Linked DNA regions of Homo sapiens: regions 1 and 3 are each linked to region 2. A link is a contact called in ENCODE Hi-C data. All regions are on one chromosome and are shown on one strand. The core of a region is the stretch at or near the end of the contact, and the rest is flanking DNA. Distances in the headings are between cores, read along the strand shown. Region 1 holds the start of COQ3 (coenzyme Q3, methyltransferase). Region 2 holds the start of NDUFAF4 (NADH:ubiquinone oxidoreductase complex assembly factor 4). Region 3 holds the start of USP45 (ubiquitin specific peptidase 45).

The links. A loop is a pair of places that touch in the nucleus more often than their neighbours do. Pooled maps may share reads with other maps.
Region 1: a loop to region 2 is called in a pooled map, with 4 times the contacts of the local background. The contact joins the promoter of COQ3 here to the promoter of NDUFAF4 in region 2. A Hi-C loop is called at or near these places in 5 of 50 pooled maps.
Region 3: a loop to region 2 is called in a pooled map, with 7 times the contacts of the local background. The contact joins the promoter of USP45 here to the promoter of NDUFAF4 in region 2. A Hi-C loop is called at or near these places in 7 of 50 pooled maps.

Annotation. Positions count from the first base shown.
Region 1 is chr6:99,392,519-99,397,352 of GRCh38, forward strand. COQ3 (coenzyme Q3, methyltransferase) reads right to left here and starts at 1,677. Exons shown (of 7, transcript NM_017421.4): 1 at 1,556-1,677. The coding sequence starts at 1,661. RefSeq lists an enhancer at 933-1,572.
Region 2 is chr6:96,895,297-96,900,010 of GRCh38, forward strand. It overlaps NDUFAF4 (NADH:ubiquinone oxidoreductase complex assembly factor 4), which reads right to left and starts at 2,595. Exons shown (of 3, transcript NM_014165.4): 1 at 2,370-2,595; 2 at 1,448-1,551. The coding sequence starts at 2,505. It also overlaps a transcript of KLHL32 not described here. RefSeq lists an enhancer at 2,418-2,517.
Region 3 is chr6:99,513,385-99,517,995 of GRCh38, forward strand. It overlaps USP45 (ubiquitin specific peptidase 45), which reads right to left and starts at 2,039. Exons shown (of 18, transcript NM_001346022.3): 1 at 2,008-2,039. RefSeq lists enhancers at 1,047-1,954, 1,955-2,860 and silencers at 1,777-1,876, 1,927-2,296, 2,607-2,826.

The sequences.
Region 1 (4,834 bases), core at 427-2,926, 2.5 Mb after region 2:
TGCCTTTACCTTCTGCCCTCCACCTACACACTTTACTTTTCAAGGAACCTTGCAGTTTCTCACAAACTTTCTCACAGATTCTCGAGCTGGTCCTTTCCCCTCTCCAACTGCTTTTTTTTTTTTTTGAGACAGAGTCTCACTCTGTTGCTCAGGCTGGAGTGCAATGGTGTGATCTTGGCTTACTGCAACCTCTGCCTCCCAGGTTCAAGCGATTCTCCTGCCTCAGCCTCCCGAGTAGCTGGGATTACAGGCGCCTGCCGCCACGCCCAGCTAATTTTGTATTTTTAGTAGATAGGGTTTCACCATGTTGGCCAGGCTGGTCTCGAACACTTGACCTCAAGTGAGCTGCCTGTCTCGACCAACTGCTTCTAAAACTGGCCACCTCCTTCAAGATTTCTCTAAATATCCCATTCAAGAAGTTTCCTTGATCCCAAATATGGATTAAATGCTCCTTCTATGTTCACCCCTCAAAAATTGGAACTAGGTTTATTATATCTTTTCTAAATTTTTGATTATAAAAGACACATGTTTACTAAAAAAAGTTCAGAAAAAGAAAAGTATATAAAGGATAAAATGATAGAAAATCACCTACTCTACCACAGGCAATCACTGCAAAATTTCTCTATATATCTCCACCTGTAACTCCAAGTTCACTATACATACTGATTTGTAACTTTTTTTTTTTTTTGGCTCCTTCCAGGAAACAATGAAACTTTACTTTCTTAACACTATATCTTACTACTTTTCCATGTGGGTACAAATAGATTTAAATCATTTTTATTGGCTGTACTATTTTTCACTGTATGATAGTACCAACTAATAACCTTTATTAATGGGCGGTTAGATTCCCCATTTTTTTGTTCATTATATCCTGATCTTAGGTTTATCCTAACATTTTTAAAGAGATCCTTGCGGTGTCATTCATTTTTAAATTCCCAGTGCTCATACCAGTGTCTGGCATACAGTATTTGTTAAGAGTTCCATGTGAAAGATGAGCTTAAGTTTCTACTTAATACTGAGAGTTCGAAAATCAGACTGCTGTCTACAAGCACTGAGCAGTGCATTATTTTCTTGATCTCATTTGCAAATGCAGTCTGTTGGATTAACCTATTAATCAAAAAGTAATACAGCTGCCTTAAATTCTTTCTGAAAAAAACAGCAAGCTTTGTGCAAACAAAACACAGATACAAAGCTATGCATAACTACGAGGCGTGAGTTATTCCTGCCCCGGCAAAGGAAAGATGCATGACCTTCAGACTGCAGCACACGCAGAGCGGGTCGCCGGCTCCTGGGGCAAGGAGCTCAGCCACAAGAGACCCGCGGCCTGCGCTTTTCCAGACAGGACCACTGGTCCTGAGCTCTTTTCCCCGGCGTCCGCCAACGGGACTATGCGAGGTTTACAATGGAGAGAGATGGGGCCAGGACCAAGCCTTAGGTTTCGCGCTGACCCCTCGCGAGGTCCAGAGACAACCCACCGCCCCACCCCCGGCGCATGCGCAGAGACGCCAGCGCTCGCAATTGACTGCATGCGAAGGACCTCCGCACACACACTCACCCGCCGAGGAAATTAAGGGACGCGCAGCTTTTGTATTACAGCCTCCAGGCCCCAGCACTCTTAAAAACCAACCCCCGGAGGAGCCCAGCTTACGGCCACTCCACATCGCGACAAACGATCCCACCTCTTTTCCGGTCCCTCCCGAAAAAAGATCCCCAACATAAAGGTTCCGAGATCACTTTCGCCGTCTGCAGCCGACTTTTTTTTTTTTTTTTTTTTTTAGCAGAGTCTGTTCTGTTGCCCAGGCTGGAGTACAGTCCCCATCTCGGATTCTGGGATCACTGCAATCTCCGCCGCCCGGGTTCAAGCGATTCTCCATGTTGGCTGGTCTCGAACTCCTGACCTCAGGTTATCCGCCCGCCTTGGCCTCCCAAAGGGCTGGGATTACAGGCGTGAGCCACCGCGCCCGGCCTGCAGCCGACTTTCATGATTGTATTGTTGAGTGTTATGTATGTATGGCTATACTTTCACGCTCATTTAGCAAATTGCACATGGAATTAAACTGCAAGATGTTTTTACTATCATAAACAACTTTGAAGATACTTTATTGCTATAGGACACCTCAAACCTCATGTTCGAAGTTGACCTCAATCAGGCCATTACTTCGTGCTGTGTCTTCTTTTATTGCCATGTAGCTCTATTTCACACTTAACAGATGTCTCTTCAAGGACTTTTATATTCCTGTAAGACATTGACCCTACTGCTAAGAATGCAAGAGTATGGGAGCACTTCTTCCTCAAGGGAAGAATTGTTTCCCCTTTCAAGGCACTCAAATATCAGATGGCCAGAAGGCCAAATGTAAAACTTATTTTCTGCAAATGACTATTATCTTGTACAGGGTATATACATCATGTAGTAGGAGGCTTCTGTGGCTCAGTCTAGGCAAACTTCATTTAGAGCTAGGAACAGTGATCAGTAACATTTTACGTCTAAATGCACAAAGTCTTTCTTTGGGTAAGAACAATGACGAATCTCCAACATTGAAGACAAAAAATTATTCTGTATTTTCAACAGGTAGGGTCAAATTGGTAAAGGGTTCTTTCAGTTAGCGAAATTTACCGCTCAGGAATCTTTTTTTTTCTTTTTTTTTTGAGACAGCCTCACTCGGTTGCTCAGGCTGGAGTGCAGTGGTAGGATCTCAGCTCATTGCAACCTCCGTCCCCCAGGCTCGGGTGATTCTTCGTGCCTCAGCCTCGTAAGTAGCTGGGATTACAGGTGTATGCTGCCATTCCCGGCTTAATTTTTGTATTTTCAGTCAGGGTTTCACCATGTTGGCCAGGCTGGTCTCAAGCTCCTGACCTCAGGTGATCTGCCTGCCTCAGCCTCCCAAAGTGCTGGGATTACAGGTGGGAGCCACCTCACCCAGACAGCAATAGTCTTTCATTCATGGTTCTTAGCTAAAATATTGACCTCCTCCTAAGGGTGGTCGCACTTTTCAGTTGCTATGTCCTCTTCAGAGCTCCTCTACCCTTAGATACATGATCCTCTCTCCACATGAAGGCAGAAAGCTCTGCACAAAAGAAAATGTAGCACGTCTTGTATTTATTGGAGTGACACATCCAAGGAAAAAGCAAAGTGCAAGCACAATTAAATAAAGTTCTAGGAGCTTTATATGTACTTTCTTTGAAGGTACCACACTTCACTGGGCTTCAGAGCCTTTCCACTACATTTTAACAAGAAGGGGAATCAATGATTTGCTTTATGCTGACAAGTATGTCTTTTGAACACCCAGAACAGGTCTGGCCCAAATAAGCAAAACTAGCTCATAGTATTTCTCGCTACAAACATCAACAAAGGGCTTTCCCAATGACCCTTAAGCCTAAGTGGTATTGGAAAGTTGTAATGGCTGTAATGCAGTATATGGCCATTGTTGGAGATATTTCCCCAGACTATTATTGTTATGGTCTCACCCGTAAGTCTGCGTATTTATTTTGCTCTAAAACTCTTAATGTCTGTTTTGTAATTCAACTTTATAAACATTTTTTTTTTCATCCAAGGGTAAAGTGCTCCCTTGTAGCTTTGAAATGATATACAGCTGGGCGTGGAGGCTGACACCTGTAATCCCAGCACCTTGGGAGGCTGAGGTGGGCGGATCACCTGAGGTCAGGAGTTCAAGACCAGCCTGGCCAACATGGTGAAACCCCATCTCTACTACAAAAAGTACAAAAACTAGCTGAGAGTGGTGATGGAATCCTGTAATCCCAGCTACTTGGGAGGTTGAGGCAGGAGAATCGCTTGAACAAGAGAGGTGGAGGTTGCAGTAAGCTGAGATCACGCCATTGCACTCTAGCCTGGGCAACAGAGCAAGACTGTGTCTCAAAAAAAAAAAAAAAAAAGAGATATACCACTACATCCACTCAGTTTAACTGGTAAGTTTTCACATTTACTTAAAAATTTTACATAAATTGGTAACTCAGAATAATTCTATCATAACTTCTACCAAAATCAGAATGTGGCAGATTTAACCAAGGTATCTTTAAAGGAACTCTATAGGTATCTGATAAACCTTTATGATATAAATATAACCCATGTGTGCTTTTTGAAGAGCTAAAGCCCATTTTCTCTTTTAAATTTTACACAACAAAATTCCACTTAAAACTGAAAAACTTAACAGCTAGATGTGTTTAGAACTAATCTAATTTGGCCAGGTGCGGTGGCATACACTTGCAATCCCAGCATGTTGGGAGGCCGAGGCAGGCGGATCACGAGGTCAAGACCATCCTGGCCAACATGAAACCCTGTCTCTATTAAAAATACGAAAATTAGCTGGGCATGTTGGCGCACACCTGTAGTCCCAGCTACTTGGGTGGCTGAGGCAGGAGAGTTGTCTGAACCTGGGAGGCGGAGGTTGCAGAGCCAAGATCATACCACTGCACTCCAGCCTGGTGACAGAGCGAGACTCCATCTCAAAAAAAAAAAAAAAAAAAATTCATCTAATTCCTCCCTTACACAGCTGAAGAAGTTAAGGCCCATGGTGATTTAGTGATTTGCCTAAAACACATCAAGAAACAGAGCCAGCTCAATCCAATGACTCTACTACTACTTCCATTTATGCAATCGGCTGGGAGCGGTGGCTCACGCCTGTAATCCCAGTACTTTGGGGGGCCAAGGCGGGTGGATCGCCTGAGGTCAGGAGTTCGAGACCAGCTGGCCAACATGGTGAAACCGTTTCTACTAAAAACACAAAAATTAGCCAGATGTGGTGGTGGGTGCTGTAATCCCAGCTACTCAGGAGGCTGAGGCAAGAGAATCACTTGAACCCAGGAGGCAGAGTTTGCA
Region 2 (4,714 bases), core at 1,345-3,844:
AAATATTTGACAGAATTTTGAATAAATATGTTAAAAAGTCAGACAACAAATAAATTATTTGCCATATGAAAGGCACAGTATCAATGATGTCTAGAGGCATCACAACCATGAACTGCCCGAAGGAAAAAAAGGGACACAGAACATAAACAAAAGGCAATTCCAGTTTTCATTATCACTCTCCCTAAGGAATCTAGACTTTTCCTAATGTCCCCATGAAATTTTAATATCACTATATACGTATCTCTTTACGCATTATATGTATAACTGAGTCTTATACATACAAAGCATTAATTTTTTTTTGCTCCCAAGAGTGAATTTTCAGATGCATAATTAAGTAACATGAGAGAAAGAATACTTGGGGAGTATTACTCAACACCTATTTTAAAATGACGTAAGAACACAGACATTAACCCTATACTTTTTTCATGTGAGCATGTGGTGATAACTGAACCCTACAATTACTATGTGCAGCGATTAACAAATCTTGTTTTATTTCTCCTCTGTAGTGAAAATTATATTAATAATTCTATCTGTGCAAATATCCAGAGAGAGAGGGACAGTACCAGAATATTTTAGAATGAAAAAAAAAATCTGGAAGTTGTTGGCACTTCCTTGGCCTTTAATCAAACTTTACCCCTAACTAGAATCTTCCTGCCCCCAAAAACTCATCTGGTTAACTCCAACTGATCCCTCCTCAGGCCTGAACATAACTATCACTTCCTCAGAAACCATCCTTGATCCTCCCATTTCAAAGAGGTCCCTCCAATATACTCAGCAGTGCACGTACTTTTCCCATAATTATGGTCACATTGTTGCTCATTTGTTTAATGGCTGTGTCCTTCACAACATCATAGGCCCTGTGAAAATAAGGACTAGTTTTGTTCATCACTATATACAAAGCACTTGTGCCCAGGACTTACATAATACAGAATATGGATTTACACATAGGTTCCCATTCCTAATGTATTCTTTGATCCTTCTAATTTTAAATATCCTATCTGAATACATCCTTAAAAAAACAAACAGGAACACCCCACAAAATCCAACAACACCACTTACTAAAGGAGTCTCTGAGATTAGAACATACCTCAATCCACAGAAGAATGAGAAAATAATATTAAAGCTCTGCTTTTGTCACTCAAATGACAACCACTGGAAGTAATGCCTTACCAAATCCTACAAATTCTGAAATACTATGAAATAATTCACACAGTTGCTTGTATCAATACTTCCACAAGTTATTTTAGAATTCTGGTAAATATCCAGTGAACCAAGGCATAAGTGTCTTGCTGTCTTACACCAGTGTGCTTAAACTTTGCCAAGGCGTGTAGATTGATCACAACACACACTTGCAGAGCACTCTTTTTACTACTTGCCACACTTAATCATTTTCCTGAAGCCCCAAAATAAGTAAATTGTGTATTCACTTAATTAAACACACATTTACCTGCAAGGAAGACACAGGATCTTTGGAATCAACATACACATCTTTTAGAAACGACAGCAGCTTTTCATCTTTACGAGCAATCTCTCCTTTAACTTCTGGATAGACTAAGGAAAGGAAAAAAGTCACAATATTAAAATCAAGGAAAATTTCCTGTAATATCCTAAACGCTTAACACAAACGCTTTCTTTTATTTTCTTTTTTGAGTCGGAGTCTCGCTCTGTTGCCCAGACTGGAGTGCAGTCGCGCGATCTCGGCTCCCTGCAACCTCCGCCTCCCGGGTTCGAGAGATTCTCCCACCTCAGCCTCCCGACAAGCTGAGGCTACAGGCGCGCCACCACGCCCGGCTAATTTTTGCATTGTTTGTAGAGACGGGGTTTAGCCATGTTGGCCAGGCTGGTCTCGAACTCCTGACCTCAGGTGATCTGCCCGCCTCGGCCTCCCAAAGTGCTGAGATTACAGGCTTGAGCTACCGCGCCCGGCCTAACCACTTTAATTTTTTTAAAAAATAAACATAATCATTTGGACTGTTAGGAAAATACTTTAGATGGAAATCAAAATTCCAGGTCAGGCTCTGCGTCCATCGTCCAGTGAAGACCCCTAGAGAAAGCTCTGTGACCCTCTCGGATTTTGATTCCCTGTATCAAGTCCGTGACAGCAGCCGGCGAGGGCCTGGTTAGCGGGAGCACTGGCTGCTGCCTCTGGGTCTCGGAAGTAGGCGGGGCCGCCGACCTCACCGCGGGCGCGGAGGACAGTCTCAATGTCACCGGCCTGGCGGCTCCCCCTTCCAACGCTCCGCCAACCCGAGCGGCTGCGGCCGAGCAGGCTGACGCCGATCCCTCGGCCTCCGGACCCACGCTAGGGACAGCCGGGCAGCACAGGGACTCCGCGCCCCCGGGCCCCGAAACGCCCTCGCACCACTCACGACTAATCTGCTCTCGCAGGAGGCTGTTGGTAGAGGGGTGTCTGGGAGCGACAGAGGGCTTCATCTTGCTGATTTCCCGTTCCGCTCGGTTCTCTAGGTTGAAATTCCTGATACCGCGAATCACTAGTGCTCCCATCTCCTCATAACATTATGCGCTCAGGTTCAGGCCGCACGTGGGAACACCGGCGCAGGACAACTCCGGGACACCCGGAGCATGCGCACAAGTGAGGGGAAGCCCCGCCGCGGGCGCTTAAATGCGTGCCCGTCGCCCCCTAGCGCTCGGGAGGCCACACACCGCTTCTCTGCCCAGGGCATTTAAAAGGGAGCCCCTCCCTTCGGGGCGAGTGACGGCTCCCACGAGGGCCGCTTCCGGCGGGAGGTGGCGGGGCTTAAGTCCCCAGACCCACGGTTGCTTTTAACGCTGGAACTCCGAGGGAGTCACCCGGGAAGCTCTGTAAAGTTCTGTGCCGGGCCCTACCCCAGACTTTCTGATTTAATTCTTGTGGAGTGAGGCCCAGCATTGGATAAGACTCCACGTGATTCCAAAGTTTCAGTGAAGAGCTGAAAATCAAAGTCGTAAGGAAGTTGACCTTGAAGTTGTTTCACAGGGCAATGCCACCAAAGAGTTAGCCGATAAAAATGGAACTTACTGAACCAGGGTCAAACTGGGCTCTCAAGTTGCCCTTTCCTGCTTTTGTGAAAGGAAAATAATGAAAGGATGTTCCCTTTCGATGAGTATTTGTTCTCAGCCGCTCTCATTTAAATGCCTCTTATTTTCCTGTCCCCCCGCCTGATGCATTTTCAAGCCACTGTATTCTTTTTCCATTATTTTTTACATCCCGTTCTCATTTGACCTAATGGTATCGATTTTAGTTATACTTTCCCTTATCTTATTTTTGCTACTAATTTACTTCTCCATGCTACTAAATGCTGAGTCATTCCCTCTCCTATTTCTCTTCTCTCTTGCCTTCTTCATTCTTTTTAAGCCTCTGTGTAATTTAATGAAAGGAACAGACAATAAGACGTCAGAAAAAAAAAACAAACAAACAAAAAAACGAGTGTTACATTCACCTTCTCCGTCTCTCTCCATTTCCTGAATGGGTTACTGTAGTGCTGCTTTTATTTAAGACCCTTTAGAAATATTGTTATTAATCTAAAATAAAACCCACCAGGAAGGAAGCAGTAGGAAGGAAGTTACAGTATTTCTCTTACTGTGGCTGCAAAATCTATTTTTAGTGTTCTGATCTCTGCTTAGCAAAATGAAGTAGAGTGGATGTTTTTAACCAGCTTAAAGTAAGAAAATATTGATGTAAAGATAATCGAATAGAATAATAATAATAAAACAAGAATCAAAGAACCAAAATGAAGAAAGGGAAAGTTTTTTAAAAAGAAAACTAATGTAATCATTAAGTATAATGCTTAATCAGAGCAAAAGCACTGCAAGGAAGACGGCTTCAGCCACTCTAATTTAAATGCCCTTTATTTAATTATACTGAACATTTTTACAGGGATTGGTATTTGGAATTTATAGAAGCTGAAATCAGTGATCTCAGATAGCATTAACTGGGAAGTTATCCTGAAGGTGGCAGGCTGCTCCAAGATTTCTATCTTTGATACTTTTAAGCATGCTTGTGATTCAGGGCTTTTTAGGCACGGTATTTCTATTTCTATGGGTGCTAAGAAATTTTAATCTGCCTCATTATGTCTATGTGCTTTAATCATGGTAGCAATTCGACTCACTGCCTGTTAAAATATTTTAAAAGTGAAAATCTCATTTTCATAGAAATTCCACCGAACTTCGGGCAGTATGAAAAAGTAATGTTAGAAGTGACTGTCAGGACAGTAGGGATTACAATATGAAATAATTATTTGAATTCACACATTCCAATAGAGCTTGGATTCAACATTGAAAGAGCTTCCAGCATGTGTCAGCTGCTTTGCCTGATCCTGGCCCAGTGCTGCTCAGGCCCTCAAATTGCAAAACAGAAGGCAGATGCACTCCATCAGAAACTCACAATTGGCTGTCACCCTTTGGGAATCATGGAAATAAAACCTGAACCATAAATGCATAATTCCAGCTCTTCTTGTCAAAACATATAAATTAACAGGAACTCTGAACTTAAGAACTCCTGTTGGGCTTATGTTAAGGATTGAAGTCAGATCCCCAAGGAAAGTATAACTAGGATGCTGCTTAGAATGAAGCTTCCATCTGAGTGGAGTATTATGATGCATGTGTATGGCTGAATATCTTAAGATACTAATAAACCCAGGGTCTTGACAACACACTAGAATGTAAATTCTGAGGACAGAACTTTGTCTGTTTTGTTCACTGTTCAACACATTGA
Region 3 (4,611 bases), core at 789-3,288, 2.6 Mb after region 2:
AGTCTTTTATAAGGGAAAAGAGACATAAGCAGACGGCAAATTTGATCTTTCTAACCCCAAATTTGCAAACCTACCTCCATCAATTTAAATTTGATGTCCTGAAAAGAGATAGGTATAACTAATAAAGTACAGGGAAAATGGCCTATGAGAAACTGATTATATTTTCTCGCTGTGGTACAGATAAGCTCTTGATAAAGATGAGCATTAACACAGATAATGCTAGCAAAATAATAAACAAAACCAGGCATTTGACCTACATACTGTAAGCAACCTGTGCCTTTTTTCAAAAACACTGACTCAAAATTAACTTGGTAATGTAGAGGCAATTTCTGATGATTTTTCTGCCATATGTAATGTCTAAACAGACAGAATCATTTGGTACAGTAACCCAGAATTCGGCAATTATTTATCTGTAGTTTTCCAATTTCCATTTGAGGCAAAAGGGCAAAATTAAAAGTCCAATTATTAGAGCTTCCAATACTTTTTATCATCAAAATTGTGTCTGGGCACTGGAGACTGGGAAGGATGGGAGTGGGGTGAGGAATGAGAAATTGCTTAATGGACACAATGTACATTATTCAGGTGATGGTTACACTAAAAGCCCAGTACCACTAGGAAATATATCCTCGTAAAAAAACGGCACTTATATCCCTTACCTTTATACAAATTTACAAAACTGTGGCTGAGGATCTCCGTGATCTCCCCCACATTTAGAGCTTTGATAGGATGCACGGGACTCAACATATAGTTGAATTCATGGCTGACATTTATTACACAATGCAGTATGGATATAAAGGCTCATCATAATAGAAAAAGACACAAGCGGAGTCTGGAGGAATCACGTGTAGGCTCCTTATGCGGTCTCCCTCCCAAGAGGGGTCAAACAAAACACATCCTTCCTCCATCAGTGAAAATGCAGCAGTTTCCGCGCAGGGAAGCCCATTAAAGACTTGGTGTCCCGGATTTTTACAGAAGCTGGTAATTTCGGCATAAAACATACTGTTCAGCACAAACCCAAAAATCTAAGTTCCCAGATGCCAAACAAGCACCAACATTGCAAGCAGTCCTTTCTAAGGATAGCAGTCTTAAGGCCTGCTATGTTAACTCTTTTTAGCACAAATATGTTCTGGCCATTTTTCTCATGCGGTTTTCCAAACAATAAACTTTACAGTTTTCAAGTCACCATCACTTAACACTTGTCTTTTCTCTAAAGTAGGATGTGCAACTAAGTTGTTTAGAAAGCTTTGTTTTTAAACAGGCTATGCAAAAAGCCCATATCCTTAAGAAAAAAAAATCCTTTTTTCCTACTCTTGGGCAATTATTTATGGGGGTTGGAAAGAGAAGAAAAGGTCACTATCTCCTTTTATATACCAAGCTCAAAAAGATGAGCAGCACTTATGGTTTTGCTGTGTATCACGCTCAGTTCTAAGCACTTCACAAATATTAACCCACGCAACCCTCACAACCACCTTAGGAGATAAGTTGCTATTATTTTCCGCATTTTACACTTGAAACTGAGAAAGAGAAGTGAAGTGACTTGCAGAGGTCCCAAAGCCAGTAAGCGGTGGATGGAGATGCGGACCCAAGCAGTCCGGCCCCGGAGCTCCTAATACACGACGCTTCCAGAAAAGTCATTAGACAGGCTTCCTCCGGTCACCAACACACACACACCCCGAGGATGTGAAGAGAAATGCGCCGCGATGAGGCGGACGGAAAGGTGTGGGGCCGCCGCGCGCCCAGGTCACCAGGGGACTCGGGCCCCTCCCAGGCCAGCCCCGACGCCCAGGGCTTCTCCCGCAGCCGCATGGACCCGGAGCCGGCAGAGCGGCGCTCACACGGCCCTCGGTGACCGCCCGGCGCCCCCAGGGATCAGGAAGCCGAGTGGGGTGGGGAGCCTCTCTTCCAGCCTCGCCCACCCACAAGGGGGTCAAGGTCGCCGAAGCGAAGACCGAGAAACTGCGGCGACCATACCGCCGCTGCGACCAAAGCGCCGCGTTCTCAACTCACCCCGCCGGGCCGGGCCGCAGCGTCTACAACCTGGGGAGACTGCGCCTGCGCGCTCGTCCCGCTCCCGGCAGAGGTGGGGCCTCGTTCGCCCGCCCCCAGCCAGGACCGGGAGGGTTCCAGGCGGCGCGCCCGGGGCCCGGGAGCGCGGGGAGGGGTGAAAGGGCGGGGCCGGCTTGCGTGGCGCCTGCGTTCTGCGTGTCCGCAGAGCCCGGAGAGTCCCTGATAATCTAAGACTCATAGCCACCGACTAGCAATTTGTTAGGATCCTGGGCCAGCGTGCGCACCTCGGATGTTGCAGGAGTCCGGCTTAAGTCCCACTTGTTGCTGGGCACCTTCTGAAACAGCCTCCGATTTCCCTCCGTTACCCTCCTCTGAACTCTTTTTTTTTTTTTTTTTTTTTTGAGACGGAGTCTCGCTCTGTCGCCCAGGCTGCAGTGCAATGGCAAGATCTCGGCTCACTGCAACCTCCGCCTACCGGGTTCACGCCATTCTACTGCCTTAGCCTCCCGAGTAGCTGGGACTACAGGCGCCCGCCATCACGCCCGGCTAATTTTTTGTATTTTGTTTAGTAGAGACGGGGTTTCACCGTGTTAGCCAGGATGGTCTCGATCTCCTGACCTTGTGATCCGCCCGCCCCGGCCTCCCAAAGTGCTGGGATCACAGGCTTGAGCCACCGCGCCCGGCTCCGCCCCCACACCCCCGCCGCCCCCTGAACTCTTAAAGTCACATCTAACATTCGTCATATATTATTGTGGTTTTTCCCCCATTGCTGTTGTCTTACCTATCCTTCTCTCTTCCTAGCTAGATAGTACATTTCTTGAAATACACCTATACCTCCTCAAAGCCCGGTTATCTGTTGAAGTGGCCAGCACATTGCATGTTTAGTAAAAGTAGTTGGTTTGAAAATATTTTGTTTCAATCATGGATATTGCAAATGCCAACACTGGTTATGGATAGGTTCTAAAAGTCTCCTGATCTTTCACAACTCTTCAGCCAAGGGACAAATGTGGCTTTAAGGATAAGAGCATTGGCGTAGAAATCAGAAGATACGAGAGTTAAAATTGCAAACACTAAATTTTTCTTTAAAAACTCTTCTAACAGTATTTACATGTGGAGAACTTGGCAAAGAAGGTTGATATTTGCTTATATCGTACTTAACAAGGACCATTCATTTAACAAACATAATTGAGCACAGATATGCCAGTTGCTGTTACAGGTATAGAGGTACACTATCATTTTGGGGTTAGGATAATTTTTTTCCCTAGGGAAAAAGAAAATATTCCTCAAATAAGAAGAGGTCATGTGGTGTAATTTTGAAGGCAAAATTGTCTACTTCATAAATCAAAAGCTTTCATGTATTTTAACTTTGGATTTGACCTAGAACTTGGAAGAACAAGAACAAGCAAACTTGAGCAAATCTAAATAATTTGCATCTTAATTGTGTCACTGTAAAAGAGATTTTAAAAAATATATGTGGAAACCCAGTTTATGATTGATTTTTTAAAAGGGATTGAATTAGATTATGGAAATTTAGGTTCTTTTCTTCATAAGAAAAAAATTAGAAATTATCAAATACCATACAATACTTAAATTTTCTTGGAAACGACAAAATTCAAAGCTATCTTGATTTCCACTAGATAGACCCTTAGCATAACCAAAATCTCCAGAGATTTCATTCTTTGTTTCAAAACTTGGCATAAATTAAGGAAAATTCTCTAACACTATTTTATTTTATTTCTGATGTTCCTCATTTACCTTTTCACTTAATTGAATGTAAAATTTACTACTTGATGGATTATTCAAAGAAAGGAAATTATTTTTAAATATTACTCAGTAAGTATGTTTTAGTGCTATTACAATGACATTATAACAAAACATCAAATAAAAATATAGATTACCTTAAGATTACCTAACCATGTATTTTCCAAATAATGCTAAATATCTTAAATTTACCATCATGTTCTGTTTGGAAATATGGGGAATCTTTGTTAAGCTGTAGGCTATATATATTCCTCTTATATTTCTATCAAGTGTATTTTTTTCCTTTTTTTGTTTTTTTTTGAGACGGATTCTCTCTCTGTTGTCCAGGCTGGAGTGCAGTGGCATGGTCTCAGTTCACTGCAACCTCTGCCTCCTGGGTTCAAGCAATTCTCCTGCCTCAGCCTCCCTAGTAGCTGGGATTATAGGCACTTGCCACCACACATAGCTAATTTTTTTTTTTTTTTTGTATTTTAGTAGACAAGGTTTCACCATGTTGGCCAGGCTGGTCTTGAACTCCTGACCTCAAGCAATCCATCTGCCTTGGCCTCCCGAAGTTCTGGGATTAAAGGTGTGAGCCACCGAGCCCAGCTCCTTTTTATCAAACACCAAATTGAACCAGATATCAAGTATATATTTTTAAGATACACTCTTTATTTTAAAAGTAATACCTGCTGGTTTCTCATCTTCCCCTCCTTCCCACACTCCCATTTCCTCTTCTCTGCTTGCTGTTTTCTGATATATAGTTTTAGGCACTGTCTTTGTGCGTACACCAGGCATTTGTACCATGTTTTTATATGACTACCTTTATGCTAAAAGATAACACAGCTTAGATTACAGTCTACA